Linked DNA regions of Homo sapiens: region 2 is linked to region 1. A link is a contact called in ENCODE Hi-C or POLR2A ChIA-PET data. All regions are on one chromosome and are shown on one strand. Each heading gives the region's core, a stretch centred on a gene start or an enhancer-like site at or near the end of the contact. The rest is flanking DNA. Distances are from core to core; before and after follow the strand shown. Region 1 overlaps CDK6 (cyclin dependent kinase 6). Region 2 overlaps CDK6-AS1 (CDK6 antisense RNA 1).

Region 1 (3,563 bases), core at 1-2,500:
TACCTCATACATGTGGAATCACACTGGATTTGTCTTTTTGTGAGTGGCTCGCCTCAGTTAACATAGTTCCTTTAAGGTTCATTCATGTTGTGGTGTGTATCATAATTTCCTTCCTCTTTAAGGTTAAATAATATTCCATTGTATGTATATATGACATTTTGTTTATCTGGTGATCCATAGATGGGCACCTCAGTAGTTTCCACTTTTTGGCTGCTGTGAATATTGCTGCTATGAACACAGGTGTAGAATGATCTCTTTGTGACTCTGCTTTCAATTTTTTTGGATATATACTCAGAAGTGGAATTGCTGGATCTATTCCCAGAATGTTTTAAAACCATGGTTCTCCCATAAAATGTGGTATATTGTTGCTACCTAAGCAATGAAATAGTGACTAACAGCATCGTGTTAAGGTCCTAAAGCGTTAGCCAAGTGGCTTGATTCACTCCTTGGAGATTCCACCCACTTTTGTCTGCATTCTGGGAGAATCTACACTGCAGGTCCCCACATCAAGCTTGCTGTATGTATACAGCTTCTACTCTATTTCAAAACCTGACAGGGTTCCCGTGTGCTTTCATTGATCAATTTGCAATGAGCAATGAACAATGAGCTTCAAAGGCTGTTTATAAACAGGTCTCCCCTACTTCTCACTGTGGTCCTCAGGAGGACCCAAAGAATGCTTCATCCAAAATCACAAAGAACAAGACAAACAAATTCTGAGAAACCAAGAGGAGGGTTCAAGAGGATTCCTTAAAACTTCCATATCACCTGGAAAGTTGTAATGGGTGAATTCAAAGCAAGCCATTAACTGGCAAGCTAAAAGAGTCACACATGAGCTTTGTTCCACAGCAAAGCATAGTCCAGCAATGCCATAGTACCCGTCTCTTTGCCACTGTGCATGATGAGTCAGGCACACATCACCTCGAGGCCCCTCAGGAGAAACAAAGGCATGGGCCCTAAATGGAAACACTGGCTTCTAATTTTTACTGCTTCTAGGCAACTGGATAAAAGTGTAATAAAGTGGCATTGCATGTAAATTTTAATAATCAAATATGTATTCTGAAATGAGAACAGAACCCACTTTTTATTCATTCCTGGAAGTGATGATAATGCTGAGAAGGTAAAGAATCAGTCTCAACTAACTGGAAATAAAAAAAAAAAAGATAATAAGTCATTTCCACCAAGCCTGAAAATGTTGGTGTTTGAGGAACAATGTAATGACTTAAATGAACAACATGAAAGAATAAATCATTACCTCATCATAATGGCTATTTTTAACCCACTGTGGAAAATCATCAGGAACTGAAACTGCAAATATGCAATGCTAAACATAATTTCTTCAGAGCAGGAGATAAAAATCAGCACTGGGTAAAGAAGTAAGAAAACATGAAGCCCAAGTTCCTAGGTTGTTGGGTAATGACCCAAGTGGCTATCATTCTATACACATTGTTTTGTGAGGCTTTTAAAAACATTTTACAATGTGCTGTGAATATTTCCCCATTTCAACACACACTTTTCTATAATGAAATTTTAGGCCAGGTGTGGTGGCCCACACCTGTAATCCTAGCACTTTGGGTGGCTGAGGTGGGAGGATCACTTGAGACCAGGAGTTTGAGACCAGCCTGGACAACACAGGGAGACCCTGTCTCTACAAAAAACAAAAAATTAGTTGGGCATGGTGGCTCATGCCTGTGGACCCAGCTACTCGGGAGGCCTAGGTGGGAAGATCACTTGAGCCTGGGAGGTTGAGGCTGCAGTGAGCCGTGATTGCACCACTGCACCCCAGCCTGGGCGACAGCTCTCAAAAACAGAAGAAGAAATTTTAATAAGCTTTCTAATGGCTGCAATTGGACAAAATACTTTCTTATCTTTCCACATTCTTCCTCTCAATTCCCTCTTTTGAGAATTTTCCCCTCACTCTGTACTTCCTTCCTCTTCAAATGAGGTAATGCTTAGAGGAGCTGGTTTTCCACAAGAGTAGAACAGATAATTATTTGTGTGATATAGAAGATACTGCTGGTTGTCAGCCATGAAGACCTGGTCCAGGCCAATGAAGGCAATCACATTTCCTTTTGCTAGGAATTGATCCAGGGATGAACATGACACCCAGTCCTGTATGGGCAAATTGGCTAGAGAGTTTCAGGAAGCATTTTCCTCCTTGATAAGAGGTGCACAGTAGAATGCTCTCTGCTGTACTTCCTCATCTCCCATTCCTCACCCACGTCTTATACTGAATGCTACCGAGCTGTAGCAACCATCTTGAAACATCATCTGTACACATAAAAGGCCAGAGTGTAAACAGGGAAAGAGTCTGGGTCTTTGATGACATCAATGAATAGCTGCATCAACTTTAGGGCTGTCTGCCTCCAGCCTTGTAGTTATGTATATAATAATGCCCTTATCTGGATCCACTTTTCATTGAGTGTTCTGTAATTTGCAGCTGAAAATTATTCTAACAAATCTAACTTAATTAAAATTATATTAACTTAAATATGTTATGAACATTATCTTTCATTTATAGCCACCATGATTCACCCCAGGGTGAGGTACAGACCCAATGGGGCCTGTACCAACATTCTTTTCCTGTTGGCAATCATCCCTTTCAGGTGGTTATCCTTTTCTCTTTGAGGTGTGTACCTCCTTCCATTAATGTTTATAATATCGCCTTTGCCATCACTATCATTTACTGTCAACTCTCTATATTCCCCAGGAACCATGGCTCATCCTGTTTACCCCACACTCAACGTCTTCCTGCAGGACTCCAACATCACTAGGATGCCCAGCTAATATTAGCTTCAGAACTTTGACTTCTTTAACCTCATCCCATTTTTGCCATCTACATAATACTCATGCAGATGGTTAGTCTCTGTTTTCTAAATGGAATGCGAATGCATACAATTTTGTAACTGTCTTTTTCACATCATGCTGTATACTGAACTCATTTGCATGTAGATCTATTGGCAATGTAGATCTACAGCTTAATTTTTAATGGTTCTATATTTTTCTATTTTTATTTATATTCTATGATTAGCAAAAGGGTTTAAGCAGTCATTAAATTACCCACCAATTTTAAATGCCACTATTTCTCATGTTCTAAATTACTTGAAGTTATTTTCTGGACTTTTGCTCTTTGTTTCTGGCTCTGTTTAGAGTACCTCTCTCCTTTAATTATTAAATATTTAGAGTAAATTTTAACATCTGCAGGGAAAGTTTTCTCTTTCCACTCTTTATAAAACATTCCTGAATATTTTTTGAAAATAAAAATATGTATTTATTTATTTTTAGAGGCTGGTCTATGTTACCCAGGTTGGCCTCAAATTCCTGGCCTCAAGTTATTTTCCCACCTCAGCCTGCCAAGTAGCTGGGACTACAGGTGTGCACCATCGTGTCTGGCATTCTTGGATATTCTTATATGTTATGATTATGAACTGACTTCAGAATCATTTTATTGAGTGCCCACACCTTCCAAAAATCCTTTTAGTATTTTCAATGATTTTTAAAAATTGATAAATTGATTTGGGGATAACAGATACCTTTACAATATTGAGTCTTTCCTTTTCTTCATT
Region 2 (3,493 bases), core at 197-2,696, 170 kb after region 1:
TTATAATAAAGAAATTGACTATGAACTACAAGAATCAGCATGGATGACTCCTCAAAAATACTGTTGGGTAAAGAAGCAAAACAACAAAGAAAACATCAAGCATGATTGTATCTGAACAAAGTTCAAAAACGGCAAAACTAAACTATCTTATTTAGCAATGCATACCTAGGTGGTAAAAACAAAGTAAAACAAAGAAATGGTTATTCCAAATATTTGGGTAGCAATTACCTTATGGTTTGGGAATGGTGGATGCGGAGGGAGAAAGTTGTGATTTGGAAGTTAAACTCAGGAGATTTCGAAGTTAAACTCAGGAGATTTCAAAGTTAAACTCAGGAGATTTCTGGGGTGCTTTCGATCTTAGACTTCTTGACCTTGATGGCAATGACATGTTAAACAGAACATACATGTTTTACGTTTTCACTCTATTTGGTTATAGTTGATAATTTTTTAAATTTAAAAATACCACAAGGGAACTTCCTGAGGTGCTGGTAGCTATTTCTTGACATGAATGGTGATTGCATAACGTGTGATTTAAAAAATTAAATTTACTTAAAATTTCCACACTTTTCTCTTTGTTCTATTTGGCTAAAAAATTGTAAAAATAAAGTAGATAAAAAACCTTTATGAATTACTCCCTCCCTACAGAATAAAGATCAGATCCCTAACCTTTCAAAGTCCTCCATATATTGACTACCACAACCTTTCTAATCCTAACTCCCACTACTGCCTTCATAGAAACCAATAATAATAATGATAGCCCAAAACAAAAGTAAAAAACCCCAAAAAACCCCAACCTTCAAAACTGCAAACAAAATTAAAAAGTCCACAAATACACTAATTTTACTAAATTTCCTTTAACAAAAAACTTGACCTTGCCTCTTTTTATTCTTTATTTGAAGGATTTTGAATTGCCTACCACATGTTTTCCTAAGATGAATCAGAGCAGGATGACATGCTTGTTTAGTCTTTGATGATAATGAATATGTATTTACACGATTGTCAGAAAGAACACATTTCTCCCAAGTTGTTACCTAACTGGTATTGTGTGTTTAAGAATTTTCTTTCTGATTTAAACCAGCTAAAGCCAGTTTTTTAAAGGACATATATATATATATATATATATATATATATATATATATATATATATATATATATATATATATATATGATGTTAGATATTGGTTTGTGCCCAAGAAAACACAGGGAAAACTAAATAACCCAAATCAAGCCCTGAGTATTCATGTGCAGACTATCAGCTTCACACTTAGTCATAGTCAACTTCACACCTAAATGCCATTGAAAAGAAGCAGGGCCAAATGTTCCTGGAAAATGGGACTCTTAGGTTCACAGACGTTTGCTGAAAATACCTGAGCCCCATGCTTTGGGGAGATTTCACTAAGAAGATTGATATGCAGCTTCCAGGGGAAAGAATGAAGGAGGGGCAGGATGTGGTCTTGGTGAATCAGAAGCGGCCCTCCTTCCCCACCCCTCTTCTGAGTCAGCATGCAGCCACATGGCCCCACATGGTGCAGTTCTGGTTCTCGGATGAGCTGTCATATGGGGTCCTCCCTGTCTGCCTTTATTAAAGCACTTGGTGATTTCCAGCAGCCCTATTTGTCATATAAATAGTTTTGTTCTGTCTATAAATTAGTCAAGCAATTCATTTTTGAATCTTTCTGATAGTGACACAGTGACATGAAGTGTTGTTGGGTTTGCTTGTTGTTGGATTTGCTTGCCTCATTTGGTCCTTTAAATGGTAAAGTAACATCACCCGTTTGTAGACAGCCTCGCAAAAATTTGAGCCTTTGGTTTTGGAACCAAGTCAGCTGGGTTCAAATTCCCACTTGCCACCTTCCAAACCTGGGATTTTTTAAGTGCATATATTCCTTTTTGCCTTAGGGCATGAAACATGTGCTCAGCACTTGGTTGCTGCAGTGGGAACTGAGAGTCATTCTTGCTGGTCGTGCTGGTGGCAGAAGTTATGGCAAGCTCCCACAGAGCAGTGGCAGACTTGCCAGTGCCCGTGTCTGGGCTCCAGGTCTGGCAGTGTGGCAGAGTGGGCCACACTCACCAGTGCTGGGCAATAAGACAGTGTTTTCACATTGGACCAGCTCCATTACTTGATCTGGGGTATTGTTCATGGCTACAGAGTCCTCACATTGGCAGTCCTGGCAACTCTGGGAGTTCTGCAATGCCCTTTTAAGCACATTCCCTTTTGCTTAAACGAAAGTTGGTCTCTTTTAATTGTAATGAAAGATATTGACTGATATAGTGACCTTGTGAAAATTTACTTTCTCATCTATAGAGTAGCTTAATAATAGCCATCTCTAAGGGTTATTGGGAGATTTCAATATATTAATGCATGATTTGCATTAATCCACACTAACTATTTAGTCCACACTATTATCCACCCTAACTATATTCATCCACAATAACTATTTAGTCAGTGTGGTGTCTGGCACTAAAATATTAGTTATTAATTATTAATAATGTGCTGGGCACAGGAAGAGCATTGGACTGTCTGTAATGAGAGTGCGTCTTTTTATCAGGAGGGCCTCACTGTTTTAGGGTTAGGAATGATAGGATTAAAAGTAATTTGGGAATTTTTATGACTCATGACTTTATGGTTGGTTGATTTAGGCAACGATATAGCTTTTGTTTCACTTATTAAATTTAAATTTAATTTATGGACTTGTAAGGGCATAAATTTAATTTTACAGCTTGATTTTGACACAAAGCAAGATACTGAACATTAACACCACCACAGAGGCCTACTATGTGCTCCTGTCCCTGTTGTTACTTCCTCCAAAGGTAACCACGGCACAGATTCCTATTACTATAAATTAATGTTGCCTGTTTTTGAATTTTATTTGAATGAGATTACATAGTATATACTCTTTTGTTGCTAAATGTTATACCTTTGAGGTTCATTAATGTTTTTATAGATAGATATAGTTTTCTTCATTGCTAAATTGTATTCCATTATACATATATACTACAATTTATCTATTCTATTGTTAATGGGTAATATAGTTTGGCTCTGTGTCCCTACCAAAATCTCATGTCAAATTGTATCCCCAGTGTTGGAGGAGGGGCCTTGTGGAAGGTGATTGAATCACGGGGACGGACTTTCCTGTTGCTGCTCTTGTGATGGATTTCTCACAAGATCTGGTTGTTTGAAAGTGTGTAGCACCTGCCACTTCACTCCCTCTCTCTCCTCCTGGCCATGTGAAGACTGTGCCTGCTTCCTCTTTGTCTTCCACCATGATTGTAAGTTTCCTGAGGTCTCCCCAGGAGCAGAAGCCTATACATCCTGCAGAACTGCAAGCTAATTAAATCTGTTTTCTTTATAAATTACCCAGTCCCAGGTATGTCTTTGTAGCAGTGTGAGAATGGACTAATACAATGGGCATTTGGGTTGCTTCTAGTTTGGTGCTATGGAGAATAATGTGCTAGGAATATTCTCATTCTCATAACTATCATTTTGTGCACA

Evidence for each region. Hi-C counts contacts between places; a loop is a spot of excess contacts on that map. ChIA-PET counts read pairs that join two places held with the same protein, here RNA polymerase II (POLR2A). Pooled maps may share reads with other maps.
Region 2: a pooled map shows a loop between it and region 1 (12-fold over the local background). The contact joins two enhancer-like sites. A Hi-C loop is called at or near these places in 11 of 50 pooled maps. POLR2A ChIA-PET finds 5 or more read pairs at or near these places in 2 of 52 experiments (activated T-cell and endothelial cell of umbilical vein).

The regions. Positions count from the first base shown.
Region 1 is chr7:92,730,606-92,734,168 of GRCh38, forward strand. All of the region lies in intron 3 of CDK6 (cyclin dependent kinase 6), which reads right to left. Among named protein-coding and RNA genes, the nearest start is that of CDK6-AS1, 100 kb to the right of the region's middle. Within about 2 kb of position 1,251, at least 5 of the 41 ENCODE cell types and tissues checked have a DNase peak (open chromatin) inside an H3K27ac peak, as active enhancers do.
Region 2 is chr7:92,903,010-92,906,502 of GRCh38, forward strand. The region is part of intron 1 of CDK6-AS1 (CDK6 antisense RNA 1); the gene reads left to right. Among named protein-coding and RNA genes, the nearest start is that of CDK6, 68 kb to the left of the region's middle. Within about 2 kb of position 1,447, at least 4 of the 41 ENCODE cell types and tissues checked have a DNase peak (open chromatin) inside an H3K27ac peak, as active enhancers do.